3 separate regions of the Homo sapiens genome follow, and regions 1 and 2 are each linked to region 3. Evidence: chromatin loops called from intact Hi-C (ENCODE). Cell type or tissue: IMR-90. All regions are shown on one strand.

The links. Peaks named below come from ENCODE experiments on the same cell type or tissue, not always from the same donor. Only the 100,000 strongest peaks of a DNase experiment are listed, where the experiment ranks them.
Region 1: a loop joins it to region 3, with 9 times the contacts of the local background. A loop is called at or near these places in 13 of 110 quality-filtered maps.
Region 2: it touches region 3 in a loop (14-fold over the local background); 2 of 110 quality-filtered maps call a loop at or near these places.

The regions. Positions count from the first base shown.
Region 1 is chr5:10,853,154-10,861,153 of GRCh38, reverse strand. No RefSeq gene overlaps it. Among named protein-coding and RNA genes, the nearest start is that of CTD-2154B17.1, 70 kb to the right of the region's middle. In IMR-90, a CTCF peak has its summit at 3,950 (motif pointing left); DNase peaks (open chromatin) are centred at 63 and 4,033; H3K27ac peaks cover 487 bases.
Region 2 is chr5:11,102,613-11,110,612 of GRCh38, reverse strand. The region is part of intron 14 of CTNND2 (catenin delta 2); the gene reads left to right. Among named protein-coding and RNA genes, the nearest start is that of CTD-2154B17.1, 320 kb to the right of the region's middle. In IMR-90, no CTCF peak of the experiment used is centred here; no DNase peak of the experiment used is centred here; H3K27me3 peaks cover 369 bases.
Region 3 is chr5:10,449,875-10,457,874 of GRCh38, reverse strand. It overlaps ROPN1L (rhophilin associated tail protein 1 like), which reads right to left. Exons shown (of 5, transcript NM_031916.5): 3 at 7,762-7,923. Among named protein-coding and RNA genes, the nearest start is that of ROPN1L, 12 kb to the right of the region's middle. RefSeq lists an enhancer at 1-182. In IMR-90, CTCF peaks have their summits at 44, 1,194 and 4,985 (motif pointing left); DNase peaks (open chromatin) are centred at 914, 2,804, 3,204 and 4,944; H3K27ac peaks cover 587 bases.

The DNA of each region.
Region 1 (8,000 bases), 400 kb before region 3:
TCGAATCTCTGATAATTGTGGAGTTTCCAGACCACTATGAGTTGTTTTTTTAAATTCCATCTTGCTTACATCATTGTTATTTGGGTTTTCCATTATTCACAGCTGAGTTGAATCCTAACTGATTCATGCATGCTGAGGAAAACATCTCCCTCCACAAGTCAGCACCCACAGGAAGAAAAGATGGGAGCCGTGGATGTGAGCGATGGGCAGGATAGCTGCCTGGCTCTCTACCTAGTGCATTGGTAAGCCGCCACCCCACAGTTGCAGGCAACCAGAGCACCAGAGCCTGTGGCAGCCCCACAGTGGTGGCAGCAAAATGAGAGGCACAGAGGGTGTTCACCACAGACAGTGCTGAGTGCAGCAGGGGCAGTACCAGTCACTGTTATTTCAGATTCTCAGTCACAGCTAAATCTACACCACACTATCAGAAAGGAGAGACAGCAGATCTTAATAATTCTTTTCCCCTTTGGGGCTCTAGTGCAGGGATCATCCAATGTTTCTGTAGAGGGCCAGGCAGCAAACATTTTAGGTTTCAAGGGCCTTACAGTCTCTGCTGCAATTGCTCAGCTCTGAGATTCTCCTGCAAGGGCAGTCATAGGCAACGTGCAAATGACTGGCCACAGTGGTTGCTACGATTCAAACGTGTCTCCTCCAAAATTCAGGTGTTGCCAATGTGAAGGAATTCAGAGGTGAGGCCTTTAAGAGATGATTAGGCTATGGGGGCTCCTCCCCCTTAGGTGGGATTAAGACCCTCATAAAAGAAGCTTCCGGCAGCATTTGGCCAGCTTACACTTCTGCAAGGGGAGCCGGGTGAGGACACGGCCTTTGTTCCTCTTGCCCTTCCACCTTGCAACACGGGACACTCAACGAGAAGTCCATCACCAGACACCAGATGCAGGCACGTTCATCTTGGACTCCCCAGCCTCCAGAACGGTGAGAAATACATTTCTATTCTTTATACATTACCTAGTCCCCGTTATTTTGTTCTTGCAGCACACACGAGTGGACTAAAATAGCTGTGTTCCAACACAACTTTACTCACAAAAACAGGCAGTGTTCTGCATTCGACCTATGGGCCAAAAGTCGCTGACCTCGGCTCCAGGACATTCCTCTAACTCATTTACACTGGTGTTGATTCAGGGCACTGAAGATAATGCGGATTTGTTCTACGTGCTCTGACTAACCCGTAATAAAAGTCTTATTTGAGTTGGTGGCGGTAGAGCCGGCCCTGGGGCCGTGGGTCAGAGCAAGCTTAAACACAAACTGCTTTCATCCTGGTGAGCTGCCCATACAACTCCCCATTTTAAATCTTGCCCTGGGCACTCCATTATATATCAGATATAATTAGTATAGTGAAAACATTATCAGAAATCCGCTACATCTTAGTTTTGGTGATTTTAGCCTTATTCAAGCCAATCCAAAGCAACCGTGAAACTTTGGAACCTTGTGAAAATATCAGCTCACGGCTCCACTAAAGGCACATGCAACAGCATAGGCTGGCAGTTAGCCAACAGTGACCCACAGATCAAATCTGGCCTGTTTTTGTAAATAAAGCTTTATTGAAACCCAGCACGTTCATTCATTCACACAGTGCCCATTCCTGCTTGTATACTACATTGGCAGAGTTGGATAGCTGCAGCAGAGACCATATGGCCAGCAAAACCCAAAATATTTACTCTCTGGCCCTTTGCAGAAGCAGCTTGCTGAAGCCAGGCCTAGGCAATTGTCAGGCTGGGAGCCAGTCTTGCCAGCAATGCCAGCCCCGCTGTCCGTGCCCACCACCCTGGGATCCCAGTCTGCAGACCCCTCATAGTCATTCATGTGGGAAACCACGGCCAGCCCCTCAATTCTCTTCCTCAAAGAGTCAACTACCCATGCATCCAACCCTCAGAGAGAGCCCACCAGGTGTCCCCAGAGGACCCCACTAAATAAAACTTTCCTTCTTGTGCTACTCGGCACTGTGTATGCATCTGGGCATTTTCTGGAATATTGTTTGCTCGCTATAAGAGCAGCAATGCATGACTGGGGACCTATTGAGACGCACAAAGATGAAAAGTTCCTCTCCAGAGAGGCTATGGAGGAATTAGACTCCTGTTGCTTACACTACGGCAGGGGATGCGCGTGGCATGCTGACATGTGTTTTCTGTGCGGCTCAAGTGAGTCTCGGCACCTCCAGGGTTTAGTGAGATGGCCCATCTGGGGTCTCTCTGCCTGAAAAATGGAAAAGCTCTAGAAAAAGCACTCCCACTCACAGAAGAGAGGCCAGGGAGCAAAAGTAGGGTTTATGGGTCAGGACGAAAGGGAAGCATGATTTTGTGTGAAGATGGTCTCTGTAATTCGGTGTCCTTTAACACAGCCCCCTGTGGACTCATACCTGAGTCCTGGCTGGAGGACTGCAGCAAAAGACAGGTGAAATAGAAATGAGCTGTCTTATCAGAACCTCCATACAACGATGAGAGCATAAGGCAGCAACTCTGAAGGATTTCTGCTGAAAGAGGATGCCAACAACAAGGAAAGAGACAGCCTGCTTAGAGAAGATATTTCCATTGTATAAAACGAGGGATTCACGTCTAGAATAAACAGAGCATCTAAAATTAATAAATCTTTTACAAAAAGTTAGTAGATGGTTTGCAAAAGGGGAAGTGCCAACACCCAACATGCAGAGATGCTAAAAGTCACTAGCAATGAACAGAAAAATATCAGAACGAAAAATTAACATCAGAACAGCACACAGGGGAAGGCAGGCCCCTCCCTGCCGCAGGAGAGGATGTGGGGGAACTGGACACTTGTGTGCTGTTGTTGGGCTATGAGTGCACCCTGGGAAGCAATCTGCAGGACTCTGGGAAGCTAAGTTTGCACACACCCATCACTCAGACCCACTCCCAGGGGCCATGTGGAGATTCTGAGACATGAGTCCAAGGGTCCATGCACAAGGATGCCCATTGAGGATGTAGAGGAAGAGGCCACCTAAGTGGTCGTCACTAGAGAAGTGGCTGCATAGGATGTGGTAGCACCCTCTGGAATACATATGGGTAGGAAGAGGCAGCGGGCTGGATGAATGGATCGTGCCAGGGATAGAGCCCAGACAGACGGTGCTTAAGGGAAGAGTGTGGGTGCCCAGGATATCATTCCAGTAGGCATCCACAGTCCATGGGGGGCTGTGTTAAGCACACACGGGCACAAGTGCACACACACAAGTCTACACATTCTACACAGATCCCATCTTCATGCAAGTCCCCAGAGACACAGTCTGAGATGGGATTTGGGTGTGTGTGATGCGCTAAGGGAAGCTTCCAGGAGAACGGAGGTAAGGGAGGGACCCAGAATAGTGCGAGGCTGCAGCTCAGCGAGAACAAGGGTTTGGAGAAAGTCTAGAAAGATCCCCTGGAGCTCTGACGCATCCCAGCTTGGACTTCGCCTTGAGGTAAGGGGACTGGCCTTTTGTCCCCTCTATCAGACAAGCACTGGCTTGGGGACTCCCCCGCACCCAGCGGTGTGCAAAGTCTCAGCCTGGCAGCTCCCTTCAGCAAGAGCGGCCGTCACCATCCCCAGCCCCCGCAGCTGTGAGCTGTCTGCAGCCAACGCTCAGGGCTGCAGAGTGTCAGGTTCACCACCTGGCAAGGGGGTCCAGGTGGGGCTCCATTCCCATCTCCCGCAGGTACAAACACTTGTTGAATATGTTCGAGTAGGTACCAATGGAGGATGGGGACATGGAGAGGGGGCTGCAAGGAAGGACAAAACTACAGAAAAGGTAGCGGTAGCAGCATCTCAGAGGGCTAATGGGGATGTGCCAGGGACAGGAATGCGATTAAGTCGACCCTGAACCTAAGCCCCTCCTTTGTAACTTGTACAAAAGAGGAAGGCACACACAGGGACGGACCCCGGAGCTTGCAGCGTGTCCGGGAATCTGATAGAAACGAGGATGGACCCCCGCCCCCTGCTGGCAGGCAGCGCAGCGCACTTTGCAGGCGGCGAAGAGGCAGTGGCTCTGGCACTGGTTTGTTTGTGAACAAAGAATCCAAAGAATTCAAATCCCCTTTCTGCAAAGTAGAGTAACTATAGCCACAAAACAACTGATCACAGAGGTGAATAGAACCACAAAGCAGGGAGAATTCTAAGCTTCCCTCTGTGTCATCGGCAGGGCAAAGGCAGAGGGAGATGAAACACAGGCACAGCGGCTGCGCTGCAGGAGAGGAAGGCTGGAAACAGCAAACCCCAAATTTTCGGGAACCACAAATGAGTCTAGGGCTCTCATACAAAAATAGATTGCTGCACAACAGAGGGAAGAATTCAAATAGAGACGACTCACATGTGTGTGTCAGGGTGGGGCTATCTCAGCTTTTGTGTGGGAAGCCACTGCAGCTGGTGGTGGCTCTGCCTTGCCCAAGTAAAGCAGAAAGCACTCAGCAAGCCTGGGGCCACACATGCACGTGCTCTGGTGCATGTATGCAGGCACACATATGTACATGACTGCATATGCACACATACATGCAGTGACAGGTGCAGGCGCACACATACATGCAGTGACAGGTGCAGGCACACACATGTGAGAATTTTCTTCTCTTAGTCAAGCTTTGCCTCTTCTGCCTAATGGAATGGCTTTTGGGACCCCTCCATCTCAAAAAGATCTCGAGATAAACAATTCCTTAGGCTTCTACCCACAACTGTTCACTCCTAAGAGCTTAGACACAGGCCAGGGGACTGGGCCCAGGAATCCACCTTTGAAAACACCACAACAGATTCTTCATCTCCTACCAACTCCCAACCCTGCACACACACTCCTTACATTCTCTGCCCAGCCTCAAAAATCCCACATGCAAACAAATGTCTGTGGACCTCTGGTGTGCTTGTCCTCTCGGTCACCAGGCCTGCCCCGACCCGACAAGATCCCATTAATCCACAGAGCTTAGGCCAGTAAGTCTCAAAATGCAGCAGCAGCACCTGGGAGCTGATTAGAAATGCCAGTTCTCGGGACCAGACTCTTCTGGAGTTAGGCCCAGGAAGAGGCGTTTAAATAAGCTCTCCACATGCACATTAAAGATTAAGAATCCCTGCCTTAGGCCACACCTTACCCAGCAAAGGAGAGGGCCACTAAGCACATAGGCCCTACCCTCAGGGAGTTCCAATCTGATGGTGATAGGTCAGCTTCGCTAGAGGCCAAACCTGAGCCAGGCCTCGGAGGCACAGAGAGGATGGAGCACTGTACCCACTGGAAGGGAGGGGGTAGCCAGGACCCTCAGCCTGACCCCACAGAGAGCTCAGGAACAAGGAACTGCACCCCATTTGCACAAGGAGAGCAGCCTTTGTCCCATGCCAACCAGTCATTGACTGTGGGCTGCCCACCCCACTAGGGGTGCTGTGAAGCCTCCTGGGTGAGGCAGCTCTTGTTCCACAGGGGAAACTTCTTAAAGAGGACAGCCGTCTGAGCTGTCAGCAGCCCAGACTCACAACAGCTGGGGACACCAGCCCAGGAAAGGGGACCTAGGAGGGGTCCACTCTCTATTTAGCAGCCTCTGGATCCCTGCAATGTCTCAAGCCTTTAGAGTGTCTGAACCTAGGACTGAGTGCAGAGAAATGGGTCATGATTGAGGTTCCTGAGTGTTTCCTAGGGCTGCTGGAACAAAGTCGCACTAAAGAAGCAAACATTTCTGTTTAAAACAAGAGAAACCTATTCTCTGTTAGTTCTGGAGGTCAGAAGTCCAAAGTCAAAGTGTCAGCAGAGCCACACTCCTCCAAAGTCCCCAGGGAAGGATCCTCCCTGCTTCTTCCAGCTCCTGGCAGCTCCCAGCAGTCCCTGGTGTCCCTTGGCCGGTAGATGCCTCACTGCCAGCTCTGCCTCCATCATTGTGTGGCTTTCTCCCTGTGAGTCTGGGTCTCTGTGTGTCCTCTCCTTTTTTTATAAGGACACCAGTCATTAAGTTCAGGCAACACCCTAATCCAGCAAGATCTCATCTTGATCCTTAACTAATCACATCTGCAAAGACCGTTTCCAAACAAGGTCACATTCACTGCCACCAGGGGCTAGAATTTCAACACATCTTTATGGCAGACCATTCAACTCACAGCACTGAGGATGAGTTAGGAGTCCCACAGGGGCCACCACAGCCTAGGCCAACACTGCAGGGAACTCAGTGTTGGTTTATTGACAAGAAGCTACTGAAATAAAACACTGAGGCCAACTTTCAGAGGCTAAAAGAACAATGACCACCTGGGGCCAACTGGCCTTAAAAAAAGGATAGTTAAGCTGGAAGGGACAGTTCCTTCTACTAGCTGCACTTCTCAGTAGCGCTGGTGGAGTTTGGCTCCACAAAGGTGTCAAGCAACCTGCAAACCCCACAGCAATGGCCATCCCACATGGGGAGCAAGACTGGAGGCGCTTCTGTGGTTGGAGGAGTAGCTGTGGCTCACTGAGCCAGATCCTGTTGTGAAATAGTACCAAGTGGCTTTCCTTCTCTGGAACTCTTTTCCTTGTCTCTGCCCTGCAGTGCTTCCTCCACTAAAGCAAAACCGCAAGTCTGAGGCCTGTGGCAGCAGGGAAGAGCTGACCCAATGAGGAAGCCAGTACATGTATTTAAACTCTGGAACTTGGACCTTTGGAGTGAATTTCTGGCAATTGAGACATGGTCTTAATTGGTCTTGGAGGCATGGTCTTAAAGACCATGATTTTCATTTATAAAATCCAGACAGGTGAGAGGAAAAAGATCTTTTGTTGTATTTCAAGAAACATCAAGAGCCAGCCAGGAGGGTCCCAGAGCAAAGAGCTCAACAAACCACGGCACATGGTGAGGACAATAGCCCTCCTGGGTGGGAGCTGCAGATCTCACAGGAGGGAAGCAAGCAAGGTGAGAGGAGGGGGAGGCCTGCACCCTCCCTTGAGATCACACCCAGCAGGTTTGAGGGCTTGAGGGTCCAAGAGCAGAACTGATTTTCCTGAATATCCAGGAGGAAGCTGCCTCCTGAGCCACATATGGTGGTGTATTATATTAGGCAGGCCCTCCAGAGAAACAGATAGGGGATATACACACACAGAGATGACTGACAGATAGATAGATAGATAGATAGATAGATAGATAGATAGATAGATAGATAGATAGATAGATAGATAATACAGTATTGACTCATTCAATCGTGGAGACTGAGAAGTCCCATTATATGCCACCTACAGCTAGAGACCCAGGAGTCAATGGTATAGGTCAAGGCCTGAGAAGCGCAGAGCTGGTGCTGTGATTTCCATTTCAAGTCTGAAGGCTGAGAACCACGAGTGCTGAGGATGGAAGATCAAAGTCCCAGTTCAAGCAGTCAGAAGAAGACACAGAGAAAGAACCCTCCCTTCCTCTACCTTTTTATTCTACTCAGGCCTGCAACAGATTGGGTGGCCTGCACCCACATTGGAGAGGGCCATCTGCTTGACTCAGTCCACCAATTCAGATGCTAATCTCTTCCGGAAACACCCTCACAGACTGTGGAGAAAGAATGTTTGGTGAGATATCTGGACGTCCCTTGGCCCAATCAAGTTGCCACATAAAATTAACCATCACAGTTGGTTCCTATAATGCAGAAATGGGAGCAGAGATGATTCAGGCAGACAGGATGCCGAGAGGACCCATCCTCCCAACACCCTCACTCCTGCAGGATGTGGAAACCCAGAAGTCCCCAAACGTTGGATTCGAATGCCAAAGGGAGCTGAGAATTGAGGGCTGGTGTGCCTGGTAGGGAGGTGACCATGATGTAAGGCCAGGGACTATGTGGGCAGCCCAAACTAGGAACTAGACAAAGTCATGGCTGAATCTGCAGAAGCTGAGCTAAGAACTGGGTGGGGACAGAGCCAACAAGGATGAGTGCCCAGCTCTCCTGGACCAATTACAGCCTGTTGCCCACTGGCCCGAGGTCAACTCCCAGACCAGACATTTGCCTCCTTGCCATGTTTGCTAGAACACAGATCACCTTAGGGAAAAAGAAAGGAGTAGAGGAACTTGGAATCCTAAAGTAATTGAAAGATA
Region 2 (8,000 bases), 650 kb before region 3:
CTAGCAAGCTCTGACATTCCACCTCTGAGCAGGCGCTGTGTTAATTCACACATTTACTTAGGGCATTGTCGGAGCTGGATTTGATGCCATCCAGGTGACAGGGATGGGTGGAACAGGAGATGTGGTATAAGAAGGGAAACAGAGAGAGACAGAGGGAGGCCAAAGATCCATCATGTATTTAATCGCTGGTTTCGAAGCATTTAGATTTTCAGTCTCACACTTTCCATTGGAAATGGGGTAACAGAGAATTCACAGCCCTTCCACAGGATGGCATTAGAAGCTTGGCCGTGGGGAACAATTCAGGTGAATTCAGAACAATGTTGAGCTGGAGCTGGAGGCCTCTTGAGAACAGAATGGCCCTCACCTGCTGCAGCGGGAAGTAGGTTCCCCTGCAGCAAAACGAAGGCCGCTAGGCAGCAACTCACAACCCTGATGCATCAGAACAGTCTCTGCTCCTGTCTTGGGGAGCCCATGAGAGACCAAACCCCTCACCACAGGCCCCACCAGGACAGGGAGCGATGGGAGGACAAAGCATCCCCACCTTTGCTAACACTGGAACAGCGGTTAACTTCAGGGCCTGGAAACTGATTTATCTCATCAAGGAGCTTACAGAGAGTTTCACAAGTAAAGTGAAAAAAAGCAATATAAAAACAGGTGCGTACATAGATATAGGTATAGATGATACAGATACAATCTGGCCAGTTTTGTATAATATGTCATATGCAAATACAAAATGCTATTTGCCTGTACAAAATATATGTGTTTCTTGAAAAAGCAGAGTAAGATCCAAGAGAAGATAATGATTGATTCCTTTTGTACTTCTGTATTTATAAATCTTCTACAATGAAAATTACATTTGTAATCTTTGCAAATGGCCTTTAAAAAATAATGTTCATAAAGGCACTAAGTTAATGTATGCTTATAAAAGTGTATGGTTTTTTTCAGAGAAATTTATACCTCACTGAAAGGTGTAAGACATTATGTAAAATGAAAGGTTATCTAGTCTACAACACAGACCTTCCAGGACAGAGGAGCCAAATATTATAACAGGAGTAAAAGTGATACAAATAATAATTGGTTTAATGATGGCCTCTAGAACTTTTTCTAGTCCAGAAATTTATGTTGACCCTTACCTTTGGCATTGGTGTTCTTGACCTTAAAAAGACACTATAATATTCTGCATGTCAAATTTAGCTATAAGAAAAATCTCAGAAACTTTAAAAAAAAATCCCTGTAGGGATAATTCTAGAAAATATATGATACAAAAATATGATGCATGCATGCTGTTAGTTCAAGAAATGGTTGCTATTGAACCATACTAGAAGTATCAGACTTCTAGGCCATTCTAGTCTAGAAGCACCAGACTACGAGCTCCTGTGTGCAGAAGTGTTTGACACTCTATGCATCACTTTCTGGTCTAAGAGGTCCTTGCAAACTCATCCATTTTTGCATCTGCTGTGTGCCTGTTGCTGAGTTCTAAGGAATTGCTAGTTTCTCTAGTCCGTTTTGGACAAAACCTCCCATGAAACAGTCAGCATGTCATCTGCCAAGAAGGCGCGTCTCCCCCAGAAGGACCCTCTCTGCCCTCAGCAGGGCTTTATGACAGCAGACTGTCACTGCATGGTTGGTGGAGGGAATCCGAAGATTGGGGTCCAGGGAAATAGGAGGAGACAAAATGGATTCATTTACTTTTTGCACCTTTTGTAGCAATCAGCATTTTTTGGTTTGTTTTCACCTTGGTCTATGGCCAACGATCCTGTGATGGTGTCCTGAGGTGGGTACTGTTTCAGCGTGGTTTGGAGGTGACGGGACATTGTCCTCCACCAGCTGCTGGTCAGGTCAGACCTTCTTCAAGGCGCTGTTGGTGTGAGATTGACCATGGGCAGAGGGCCACTGAGAAAAACAAAAACTAAATAAGCAGGACCTGATGGAATCCAAAACCTCCCTTTTTAGCTTATAAATCAATTTAAAGTTATTTAATTTAAATGGGTAAAAAATATATGTCTGTCTGCATGGGTGAGGAGACAAACCTATCAATTCAAACAGGATTCTGATCCACTATTTTTATCTGGTAGGTCTTCTTTCATGATCATCTTTGTTTCACAACTGAGTGCACTGTAGTCAATTTAACAGTAAATATTTTTGCTCTTTTTCACCTCTTTGTTAAGTTGTAGATGCCAAATGCATAAATGACTGGAAGATTCACCTGTGATATACACGGTGCTGTTTTATGCATAAAAGCAGTAGGAATGGGCCTCTGTGTAAAACTTCAATGCCCCCTTATTTTTCCCACAATGAAAGAGATGTCTTGGAAGAACTTTCAAGGCTTCTTGCCCGCACTCTTTCCTGGCCTGTCTTAGGATCCCGCAGACCAGCCTCTACGCTTCTGTTCATGCTGTTCCACTGCCTGGCCCTCCCTTTCCCCACTCACTACTTGGAGAATAATCATTCAAGAGCAAATAAAACATCCCCTCTATCTTTCCAAGACTTCTTTCAAGTAAACAATTACTCCCTAATCTACTTCTCCATAATTTTATTTAAACTTCTCTGCTAGTTATTATCATATTATGGGTTAAGTATAGCAATTGATCCCCAAAGAGAGCGAATTTTCTGGGGCAAAGGACTCTGTGGGTCTTATTTCGGTCTGTGACTTCTAGCCCAATGCCTGGCCCCAATTACACTGTGGCCTATGGTGGCCCCTAGCTCTTGCTGTGGGTTTAATTGTGGGTGGATGCTCATAGCTGTGACTTTTCCCAGACTCATCTGTTTCTTTCCTGGTGAGACTTTGCCCCAAGGGCTGCTGTGAGCCAAGCGTCTTCCGCAGTCTTCCCTCCCTGTGTTTTGAGCTGTTCCCCAGCCTCTCATGACAGTGCTGCATTTATCTCACTGTTAGTCAGTATTCTGAATCTGCAATCACCACCAAAACAAATGCACCATCTAAATTACTGTTATCATCTAAGAACTTAAGTTTATATGCAACAAAGGTATATGTGTATGTGTCAAAAAGTATCCCTGGAGAAGCAGGACTTTTGATCCTGCCAGACTAAACAAATTCTTTGCACTGAAGGTGTTATGAGAAATCATGAAATCCCACCACCTACAAGGTTTTCTTGGATTTTCAGGATATCGGTATTGGCCACCACTTCTTCAAGAGCCTCACACGTTGCCTGCTATGTCATTCGGATGCTCTTGACCCAAAAGTGAGACTCTAGGGCTAAATAAACAGCATGCATATCCCAAAGCACAAACATGAATTTTATTAGTAGTTAAAATGACCACAATGGAGATTTGAACTTTAACAGTTTCTTCTCATTTCAGACAAAGTAGATATTAATGATAAATATCTAGGTATACATTTACATAGTTAACATGTAAATAATATGTGAGTAAAATAGCACTAACCTCCAAGAAGAAAATAATACCCACACCTTCAGCGTGCCTCCTTCTAGAGAGATTCATAGTTACAACTTACATCTGGGCATATATCCTTTCAGATGTTTTTCTGTTAGAGGCCATATCAGACAGCAAAATTCATAAGGTCTTATAGTTAGTAAGTGTATTTCCACTGATGTAGAACTCCGGTCTCTTGAGTCTTCAGAGGTGGGCTCCTTGTATTTTATGGGGCTCTCATCTTCAGGGTGCTGCCTTCCTCCCCATGGTCACGATTCTGGCTCTTCACATCCACAGTTCAGGAGCAGAAATGGGGGAAAGAAGACAGGAGTATCCTTTCCTTTAGGACCCCACCCAGAAGTTGCACACATCACTGTTACATCCCTGTGGCCTAGACTGGCTCGTAGTGGCACCAGAGCTGCGAGGGAGGCTGGGGATTGTAGTCTTTTGTGACAACTATGACCCTAGGTGAACCTTGGGCATTCTCTTAATAAAGAAAAAAAGGCATGTAGTGGCCCATTCAGGGTGTGCAGTGAGTAGGGGGCTCTCCTTGTGAGGAGGAGTCTCTTACCAGTGAAATCGTGTAGCATTGTCTGCACATGGTAGTGAACAAAAACCCAACTTGTATTCATTTCATTACCTGTACATTCCCTGCAAAGAGTGCAGCCTCTTATTACCTGCCCCCAGGTGACAGCCCCCACTGCCCACTTTGGCACACCACTGATGGGCGGGAAGGTGTAGGCACAAGTCTGCTCTATGTCACTTTGCTGACCACTTTATGACAGCTTATCATTTGACACAGACTGACTTTTTTCCTTGCCAGTAAGCAGTTCTTCACACTGGAATGAGGAGGAGCTACTGTGAATTCCATGGTAGAGGAATACCATGACGTGGCGAACCAATCCCCTATTCCTAGAAAATCAGGTTGCTTCCAAGTTTGTACTAATGTAAACTGTAATGAACATCTGTGTAGTTAAATCTCACCTACCCCCTTAATCACTTCTTGAGAGTGCATTCTTAGAAGTGAAATAGCTAGACCAAATGCATGCTTTTAAGACTCTCAATACGCAAACCAGAATTTATCTTAATCACTCTAAATGTCAGTGACAGTTTCTGTTCGTGGACTTGATTTTTTATTATCACTTCATGCATCTGCTCCTCATGACATTTGGATGCTCCTAGGCTTTCATTTCCTAATATCACAGGTTGTTTTTCTTTTTCTTCCAGACAGTTTTCATTTTCTCATTAGTAACCATACTCTTTCTTTTGCCGCTTAATATCATTTCCTTTCTAACCATCTGCTTCTTTCAGCTGCCGCCCGTTCCTCTTGGCTGGTTCGAGTACAGTCTCCCTCGGCCTTCACCTCACCATATGCTGGGAGCTTGTTGACTCAAGGCATGATATTTCATGTCCTGGAAGCAACATATCTCATGAGCCTGCAAAGATCACGGCTGTGCATTTTTGCGCAGCAACTCTCGTCTGCCATTATCCATGGATGAACCATATTCTTCTACTTCTTTCTCACCTCTAGTGGAAGATATAGCCCATCACCTAAAAGTGCTGCTATTTTAGTTTCAGTGAGTTTATAGACTTAAAACTCTGTTTCAGGTGTCTCGTTTAGTTTTCTTAATTGTATTTTATCTCTCAGCCTTCCACACCATCAATACTGTCTTTTACAACTTCACCAGGGCCTCTCGGCTTCGGCACTGGTCACATGTGGGGCAGCATACCTCTCTGTTCCAGGGAGCCGGCCTGTGCATTGCAGGGTATTTGCCAGCCTCCCTGGACTCTACCCACTGGATGCCAGTAGCACCTTCTGCCACAGCCATGACAACCAAAAATGTCCCCAGACATTGCCGCTTGTCCCCCTGGGTGTTAAAATTGCCCTGGTTGAGACCATTGGACTAGATTGTCCTTCGAAGGACATATTACCAAACATATAAACCAAGACCACAGGATTATCTGAAGGAGGTTGGCACGTCAGGGACAAAGCCCCTTTAGAAGGCAGTAACAGGGACGGCCATGTCCCAGGTTTCCCTAGATGTGGATGGCAAATTAGGAGCAGAGAGAATTCTAGATGAGCATCAGTGATGCCCCAGTTGGTTCCATCACAGTGACTTTGGGAAGGGACAGGCAGGCCCAGTCATATGGAGCAGCCTTGACAGCTGTCTTCTGTGGGGCACAGCACAGTGGCCGGCCTCGTGATGCCAGTCTGTGGAGTAGGCAGCATCACCAGCTTCACTCCTGAGGGATGTGTGCTCACCGGGCCCCGTGGCCCCCCACAGGAGGAGGTGCATCAGCAAGGCTATTCCTGAATCTCTTTTGCCCTAACGCTTTGTTCAGACAGCACCTCATCCTGCCTCTTTAATGCGGGTTTCTAATCTCTCAAATGCAAAGTCCCTCCTGTCTTTTGCAAGGAGAGCCTGGAGACAATGCAGTGCCACATAAATACAGCTAATTAGCCATCAACTCTATCCCCTCTTTGCACAGCCTCAGCCTCAGCTGCAGCCGAAGTCTTCTGAACAGCTCCTGGGGGATTCAGACACCCGCACTACCGTTTTCTTTGAAATTCCTAAGAATCAACACAAAGAATCATTTCTCGCTGGCTTTTTACAGTTAACTGGAGTTTTTGAATACCCATCACCTCTATCCTTCCACCTTTAACCCCCCAAAAGCTGGAAGTGGCCATGAAACACTGTAAAGGCAAATTATGTAATAACTCTGCTGTTCAAAGCAAGCCAAGCAAGAGTGGCAGACGGTGGATGGACTTGGGTTTTTATTGTTGCTTTTTAAAGTACATAGTGCTGGCTGCAGCTTAATTAAACCAAACCCTGCTTGAGAGAACATTCTCTGACAGTTTACCTACTTAGAGCCATCTTCTCTTCCTACATTTTGCAATGTGTGACTTCCCCTGAGAGGAAAGAGTGGGATCTTAAAATCAGAATGTTTCCCTGATGCTGCAGATCTGCTACCTTTATCTTGCAGCATCTCTGGTCTGTTGTTTATTTCACTGAAATATCTTAAAAAATGAAAGTGAGCCTGCACATATGTAATGACTGTGATGCTCCCTAATTAGTAGAGAAATCTAGGTGATAGAGGTGCATTCCGCTGGTGAAGCCAGCCTTTTCTGTTTATGTTCTGAAGATACGACTCAGCAGTAAAAGGTCTTTTCTGCACACAAACTTGATTGGCGGAGACTGTATGAAGCCTGTGACAGGTGGAAAGAGGAGCTGTGTATTTTAGCACTTCTCCTGAAATGGAAATCCTTCTCCATACTCCCTGACTGCTCCTTGTTGGTGTCTCCTCAGTACCCAGCCCAGTGCATTGGAGATCAGAGACTAGGGCAGTTGCAGGATGGCTCACAGAGAAGAGTCTTGTAAATTGTCCTGTAATTCTTCTCATTCATTAGGGGGCTTTTATGAATGTGATAATTAGAGTACTCCTGTGACTCTCTATAACTTAAAGAACCCCATGTTTACAAAGTCTTTTTTTTTTTTAATATAGTATGTTGACATCTTTACTTTCAGGGGTTTTTTTGTTTTGTTTTTTGCTTTTGAGACAGTCTTGCTCTGTCACACAGGCTGGAGTGCAATGGCGCCATCTTGGCCCACTGCAAACTCCACCTCCTGGATTCAAGTGATTCTCCTGCCTCAGTCTCCTGAGTAGCTGGAATTACAGGTGTGCGCCACCACACCCAGCTGATTTTTGTATTTTTGTAGAGGTGGGGTTTCACCACGTTGGCCAGGCTGGTCTCAAACTCCTGACCTCAAGCGATCTGCCTGCCTCAGCCTCCCAAAGTGCTCGGATTATGGGCATGAGCCACTGTGCCCAGCCTACTTTCAGGTTTTTATCCCTAAGTTACGTCTTTCTCTTCATATAAGGAGCAAATGGCTTCCACTCTTTCATTCTCAAACCCAACTGAGATAGAACTCTTTTAAATAGACCGGGTGCGGTGGCTCATGCCTGTAATCCCAGCACTCTGGGAGGCCGAGGTGGGTGGATCACTTGAGGTCAGGAGTTCAAGACCAGCCAGGCCAACATGGCGAAACCCCGTCTCTACTAAAAATACAAAAATTAGCTGGGTGTGATGGAGCACACCTGTAATCCCAGCTACTCAGGAGGCTGAGGCAGGAGAATTGCTCCAACCCAGGAGGCAGAGGTTGCAGTGAGCCAAGATTGTGCCACTGCACTCCAGCCTGGGTGACAGAGTGAGACTCTGTCTCAAAAAAAAAAAAAAAAAAAAAAAAAAAAATCTTTTAAATAGAATTTAAGCCCTGCATGGAAGCAAAAGTATTTAAAGCAAATCCAAAGAAAGGCTTTTTTCCTTTTCTTTCTTTGTAACATACACATTGAGCACAGCCCCACGCATATGTTATTTCCTTCCTAAGCAGACCTTTTTTTACAGGGGCCATTATGTATGCTCTGTGCCGATGGTGACCATATCAAAAAGCATCATGTCTAAATTTCAGCAGTCCCTTAACCTTCTATCTTGGGAAGCTTGATATCCTCTTTTTTTTCCAAAAATTTTTGAGCATTACCTTCTTAATGAAAGAATACATATTTTCAATTCTATACAGTTTTAGAAATGGAATGACAGAAACTGTTGGCTG
Region 3 (8,000 bases):
GGGCTGTGCTTCCAAGGGAAGCGCAAGAAACAAACACAGGAGGGCCAGGGTGGAGCACCATCCTCACGGGGGAGCTGCAGATGCAGGGAAAGGGCCGCTGCAAGCCAGGCCTGGACTGTCCAGCTCCACAGTGGCTGTGTCAGGAATAAACCCCACATCCTCAGGGACAGGAAAGGGCTCTGAGGCCGCTCCAGGCTATGGGACAAAATGAGCCTTCCCTACAGAACACCATGGTCAGAGCAAGGCTGATAACACAGCCCGCTGTCCTCCTCTGGGAGTGAGAATAATGACAGTCACCTCGTGTGGTTACTGCGAGGAGCAGACAGACACCTTGGCCAGGCCCAGAGGGGCTCAGCAATCACCCAAGTCACCCAGCCAGGACTGGAGCACAGCCGGTGGGCCTCTGAGCTCACCCCAGTGACTACTCCATTTTATTATGTCTAGCAGCCGCCAGGCGGGCTCTGGGAACAAGACCTGGGGCACAGACGTCGCCTATCTGAGGACCCAGATATTTGGCTGCAGGAGATGGAGCCCTGAACAGAACTGATCTCCCTGTCCCCAGCGGCCTGATGGGGCAGTTCCTCCCATTTCCACCCCCTTCCCATGCCAGCAGTGCTGGTGGCGGCTGCACCTGATGCTGCCGAGGTGGACGGCACGGTTAGGGGGTGAGTGCAGCTCCCAGGGCAACATGATGCTCTCTCTAGGAAAAGTGCAGAACCTGCTCCGTGGAGCTGCAGGCACCGCTCCAGGACCACTGCACACGTGGCTCCTCTAAAAGACTGTCCCCAAGACAGGACTTGCTCAAAGCCGAGTCGTGTATTTCACAATCCATGTTCCTTGCTTGAAACTCTCAAAGACATGTTGTTATGATGGGATTTGCTTTTACACTGGACACAAATGGAAGTCCGTCACCACCGTGTGCAGGACTGCGGGGCCTCAGGAAGGATGAGTCGGAAAGGAAGGAGTTGGCGTGGATGGAGCAGGCAGATGAGATCTGTGTAACGCGCCGTTCCAAGGCTTCAGAGGAAGCGGTATTTAAGGAAAAATACATCAAAACACTCGAGCATCACTTCCTCTGCAAAGGCGTGATGACACTACCCATGTCAACGTTTCTGACAATAAGATCTGCAGCAATTTTTATATCCAGAAGGATTCATAAGGCAACTTGCTCCATCTTGTGCTGCGAGTCACATTTCTTAACATTTGTTTCTCAATTCCAAAGGCCTGTGGGTGGCACAGTCACTTGCACAACAGCCAAAAGACCCTCTCCTTGGCATGGCTGCCCCATGCTGCCGTCTGCTGTGTGGCTGATTTATTCTCCCATGTGCGATATGTGCTGGGCAGAGGTGACTGGCAAGCTGCACTTATTTTTTTGTTTGTTTTTTTGAGATGGAGTTTTACTCTTGTCACCCAGGCTGGAGTTCAGTGATGCGATCTTGGCTGACTGCAACCTCCGCCTCCTGGGTTCAAGCGATTCTCCTGCCTCAGCCTCCTGAATAGCTGGGGTTACAGGTGCACACCACCATGCCCAGCTAATTTTTGTATTTTTAGTAGAGACGGGGGTTTCACTATGTTGGTCAGGCTGGTCCCGAACTCCTGACCCCAGGTGATCCACCCGCCTTGGCCTCCCAAAGTGCTGGGATTACAGGCGTGAGCCACTGCACCCAGCCAAACACTTAGTTTTTAACCAAGTATTTACACCTGATCCATAATCTGAAATTCAAGTGGAGATGAGTGAAGAGCACAGGCACGAGGGCACCCACTATTTTCCGGGCATTTTCGGCATGCCAACTCTGTGGGGTTTTTCAGTTTCCAAATTATAGCTGCTCTCATGATGATATGAGGCCCCTCAACAGTCACCTCACACCTCCCCAAGGGCACCTCTCAGCTGGCATGGAAATGAAAATAGGCCCGTTTTACACAGAATCAGAACAAAGGAGGTCCCCCTCTGAGGCACAGCTGCCTGTGCTGGGGGTAGAGACTGGACTTCCAGTGAAGCTGTGCCTCTGACCCAGCACTGGTTTTTAAAAGCCTCTGACCCAGCACTGGTTTTTAAAAGCCTCTGACCGAGCACTGGTTTTTAAAAGCCTCTAACCCAGCACTGCGTTTTCAAGAGCTTAAGGGCCTTTTCATCGAATTCTATTATCCTCTAGAGTTTCCTAATTTAAAACCATTTCTGGGGCTGACAGCAGGTAAGGGTAGGAGGCCCTGAATGGGAAGGAGCAGTTCACCCCGTGGCTGGGGTGTGATATCCTGTGCAGGACAGGGATGGGGAGGCCACAGCGGCCCGCATCAGCGGCCCATGGGAATCTCCAGCGGACAGGGCAAGGTTGGTCAGGGGAGCGTGGCCCCTGCCTCTTTCCCACAGAGGGAGGGACATGAGCAATCAGGGGAACTGGAGCTGGGGCCAGGGGAGTCAGGAGCCTGAGCGGCTCCTTCGTCTTCAGGGACAGCTTCCTAAACACGCCTGTGGCCTCAGGCTCCCACTGGGGGGTGGGGGCGTGGCTGTGTCTTCTTCTCACGGGCTGCAGGGGCTATGAGGAATTCTGTTGGCCTTTCTTGGTCACTTCCGAATGGGCTTTCGAGCCCTAGCTGCGGAAACCTGGAAGGAAACAGCAGCGAGGAGTAAGCCAGGATGCAGCCTCTGTCACTGCCGCAGCGCAGGTGGCTGTCACATCGGACCAACAGGGAACCACCATAGGTCAGTCACTGAATCTGACATGCTGTAGCACAGCTGGATGGGGCGATGTTCTGAGAGCTCCAAAGTGTGTGTTGTCAGGAGGAGGCCGAGGTTGAATGCCTTCCAGGGGATGAATCACTTCAGGACACAAAATGATTTTGATGATCGTCCCGAGGAGTTGTTCTTCTCCGAGACAGGAAATCTCAGGCGTAAACTTGAATAAGGTGGTCCTAACCTGTGGGCTGCACATTCCTTGGGCTATGGAGCCACTAGGAGGAATCCTCCCCTCTCCCCACTTCCAAGTCACCTGTTGTGACTCAGCTTCTCTCTGCCTTGGGGCACCAGCCTGCAATCCTGATGGTGCCTTCCTCAAAGGGCTGTTGGGAGGATTCCAGAGAATACACACGCAGGGCTCTGTGCACTCCCGCACCCGGTTAAACCCTAGAAATCATGCCCACTGCGTGCACCGTGTTCAGATGGAAAACTGCGTTAGACACGTGTGCATCTGTGGTTGTAAACGAAGAATGATGCTTCTGTGACTAAGAAAGTTCAAATGCGTTTCAAAGCCTGACTAAAGTCAATGTGATTTGTTTTGATCATGACAGACTGACTCTGTCAGTGTCAGTATGGGGATGAAAGACTTGGTTCACAATTTTCTTATCTTAAAAAAAAAAAGATCTCCATGCTTAAAAGACAAAACAAAACATTTTGATCCACAGCTTTAATGCTCAGGATCATTAATGGCATTGTAGAAATGGAAAAATAAAAGTCAGCCAGGCTCTGTGGCTTGTACCTATAAATCTCAGAACTTTGGGAGGCCAAGACAAGAGGACTGCTTGAGCTCAGGAACTGAGATCACCCTGGGCAACATGGCAAGATACTTGTCTCTACAAAAAATAAAAAATTAGCTGGATGTGGTGCTGCATGCCTGTAATCCCGACTTGGGAGGCTGAGGTGGGAAGATCGCTTGAGTACAGGAGGTTGAGGCTGCAGTGAGCTATGACCATGCCACTGCACTCCAGCCTGGGTGACAGAACGAGACCCTGTCTCTTAAAAAAAAAAAAATTAAATAAAAGCCACAACATACAAATATGGTCATTTCACCATGCAAGCACATCAAAACATTGAGAAAGAGGACAGGAATCTCTTAACATCCAGATGGCAATTTAATGTCCTTGTTCACCTGCCTGGGGCAGCTCACAGTGCCCCTTAACCTGAATTGATAGCTTTTGATGTAATAAGTAGAGCAGTGTTCAGGGCTTCAAGGATATAACAGAACATCAGCTCCAAGAGTCTGGTGATGTTTGCCCGTTTTGTTCACTCCAGAACCTGCAGCACTTAGAACAGGGCCTGGCACAAAATAATGCACAGTAAACATTTGTGGAATGAATGGTATGTATGATTCAGAAATTGAAGCAGAGGTTTCCAGTCTTTTTAGAGATCTTCAACTCGATGAATTTGACTAGAGTGATTTCTAAGATAAATAAATGTAAACAGCACAGAGAGTACACCTGCCACAAGCCACGCCCCCGCCATAGATGCAGGGAGCAGGAACGACATCTATCCCGCTCACGCAGGCAGCGGCTAGCCACCAATTACACAGCATCCTATGTGAAATAAACTTCTGCAGGTGGTAATCCACTACAAATTATTCTCATCGCACTTCATTTCCTCCTTTTTGAAGGTATTTTTTTAAAGCATAAAAATGAACGCTTATGACGCTGAACGACATGAAGAAACCCCTCCTTGAATTCACAGCTTTGTGTTCTTAGCACACCTCCAAGCCACCCAGGGCCAACAAGGTCAACAACACAACTGTCCACACCAAGGCCTGGAGGGTCCGAGCACCTCCTGTCTACCCAGCGCACCCCGAGACAGGTGTTTGAACTCGTGCTCAGCACTCTGTGGGCCGCGGGAGCCAGGGCAGAGCAGGCATCCCTGGCAGCAGACATGGACCCCAGACGAGCACACGCTCCTCTGAGGGAGGAGAGGTCAGCTTCCACACTTGAACCTGACCCTGAGTCTACAGCCGCACTGGACCAGAGCAGAGGGTGGCTGTGGCTTTCTACAACCAGGAGAGGCCTCCAGCACCTATGGAAGGAGTCAAGGGCAAATCTGGAGTCCTGCTGGCAAAGGTGGCTCAAGTCAGGAGACAGGCAGGAACCCGCAGTGATGCACAGCATGATTCCTGGTGTCAATTTATTCTCTATGATAGGAAGAACCCAAAAGAATGTGTGCTGTTTGTGATGTCTCTTCCCCAGGAGTCAGCTTAGACGGCCAAGCTCTATCCTTAACACAATGTCTCCATCTAGTGTCACACACTCTACATGGACAAGAGGCCTTATTTTTCAAATCAGATTCAATTGTGTTTTAAATCTAGTGCTTAATTTTCACAATTAGGAAGGTGAAAACTATAAAGATGGATCCAAAAACATGAATTATTCTACTTTCTCATCATTTTAAAATCAAAATTTTACAACTAAGCTTAGAGGCAGAAACCACCAACATTAATTCAAACATTGCATACAATTTTATATTGTTAACATATCGATTTCAGGGCCGGGTGCAGTGGCTCACACCTGTAATCCCAGCATTTTGGGAGGCCGAGGCGGGCAGATCACCTGAGGTCAGGAGTACAAGATCAGCCAGGCCAACATGGTGAAACGCTGTCTCTACTAAAAATACAAAAAATTAGCCAGGCGTGGAGGTCCATGCCTGTAATCCCAGCTACTTGGGAGGCTGAGGCATGGAAATCACTTGAACCTGGGAGGCGGAGGTGGCAGTGAGCCCAGATCGCACCACTGCACTACAGCCTGGGTGACAGAGCAAGACTCTGTCTCAAAAAAAAAAAAATACACACACACACACACACACACACAGACACACACACACACACACACACACACATATACTTTAGGCTGGGTGCAGTGGCTTACACCTGTAATCTATAATCCCAGAACCTGAGGCTGGTAGATCACCTGAGGTCAGGAGTTCAAGACCAGCCAGGCCAACATGGTGAAACCCCATCTCTACTAAAAGTACAAGAATTAGCTGAGCATGGTGGTGCATGCCTGTAATCCCAGCTACTCGGGAGGCTGAGGCAGGAGAATCACTTGAACCTGGGAGGTTGCAGTGAGTCAAGATCACACCATTGCACTCCAACCTGGGTGACACAGTGAGACTCCATCTCAAAAAACATATAGCTAGATACAGATATAGATAGATAGATTAGATAGATAGACAGATAGATAGATAGATAGATAGATTTCACAGAGTTCCAGATTAACAAAGTGACATAAAAATGTCTCCAATAATTAAAAGTATTTGCCTTTGTCTATCTTGATAATACCCCTGAGACACTCCCCTGGTGCCATCTGCACCTGTCCTTGCTACTGGAGGGTACCATGCCTGCCAACATCCAGGCCTTGGCACAATTAGCCCGGGGCTGACAGGAAGCACCTCCATTGCCTTTGAGCAGTTACACAACAAAACTCTTGCTCATTCTACAGCCACACCACACCCGACTCCCTGAGGGCACGGAGCTTCCCACTGGGGCCATCTGCAGAGCTGGTGAACTGCGCCACACTCAGATGTGACATGGCGAAGGAAGGGAATGAACAACGTGGCCTGTGATGTACAGATGAATACATCTAGTCATATAATTTAGGATGAAAATTTCAGAAAATTACTGACAACACAAATGTCTTTTCATCAAGTCAAAACCAACTAAAATTCCACAGTGTACCTCTTGCGGGACACATAGAAGCATGTGTTTCAGAGGTCAGGAAGCGAGAAGCAGGAACTTCAGAAATGTCATTGCTTCAGGCCACCAGGCAGGGGGACAGGACATGGGAGGAGGCCACAGGTGGTTGGAAGTGACTGTTGGTGCATTAGTGGCCACATTGGGTAGCCTTGCGGGTGTTTACCACCACCCATTTCAAGTAATTTGTTTTAATGAAAATGGAATGAAAGAGCTCTGTGCATGGAGCAAAGCTGAGTGAGGGCTGTGAAGCAAGGACCAGTTATACACACTGGGGCCACAGACTGAAGGGAGGGGGGAAAATCAAATTGTTCATCTATGTAGTAAAGGGAGCTGGTTCTCCTTTCTCTGCCTCCTTTCTTCATAAGCTTCACATGGCAGATGCCTGGTTACTCTTCCTTCACCCAACCACCATGTCTCACAGCAAGACTTTAGCTGAGAAGACTGACTCTGGGTTTGCAAAGGAAGCCCTGCCAACATCATCCCAGCTCCAACCTCTCCCTTCTCGCCCCGACCTCCCAGGCTCGCCTCGTCACCTGGAGGATCATGTCTTATTCCTAAGTTGCTTGGCTTATACTCAAACATCAGCAAAATCTCACTGTATCTATTAGTTATTAATAATAGATTTCTAAGGCCGGCGCGGTGGCTCACGCCTGTAATCCCAACACTTTGGGAGGCCAAGGTGGGCAGATCACCTGAGGTCAGGAGTTCGAGACCAGCCTGACCAACATGGAGAAACCCCGTCTCTACTAAAAATACAAAATTAGCCAGGCATGGTGGCACATGCCTGTAATCCCAGCTATCAGCAACTCGGGAGGCTGAGACAGGGAATCGCTTGAACCTGGGAGGCGGAGGTTGCGGTGAGCCGAGATTGCGCCATTGTACTCCAGCCTGGGCAACAACAGCAAAACTCCATCTCAAAAAAAATGAATAAATAAATAATAATAATAGATTTCTACTAAAGTAGAAAATAATTGTATGCCTCTTTCCACAGATGAGCAAAACAGTTATCAGTTTACAAAATGATTTGTAGTTTTAAAAAGTCATTGATGCATTTTCTTCTAAAACCTAAATATATTTTAATAGTATCCATATCTTTCATCTACTATTAACTTTTAAATTGAGGCATTCATAAATAATTTCTGTAAATTAAAATAACTGTACACCTGAAAATATTAATATAATAGGCCTGGAGCAGGGGGAAATGCTTTTCTAAGACAAAGTTACTAAAGTGTTTCCTTTAGTTACTGAAACCTAAATTATTTTTAAGCTGGGACCATGATGACACAGAATTATTAATATGCTGTTTATAGGTACATACCCCACCAAGCATGCTGCATCCAAGCGCTAAAAAGTTTATCCACTTGATTTTGTTTTCACAAGGATCCAGTTGTAAGAGCGCTTTGAATTTTTCCTTCGGCAGGCACAAGTTCTTCCACTTCTGCTCAAGATCTGTTAATTCCACATACCGCTTGTGGTGACACTGTTTGGAAAACACAGCATGACAATTTATGTATGTTTTAAAACCTGGGAAACAATGAATGCTGTGAATATTCAACA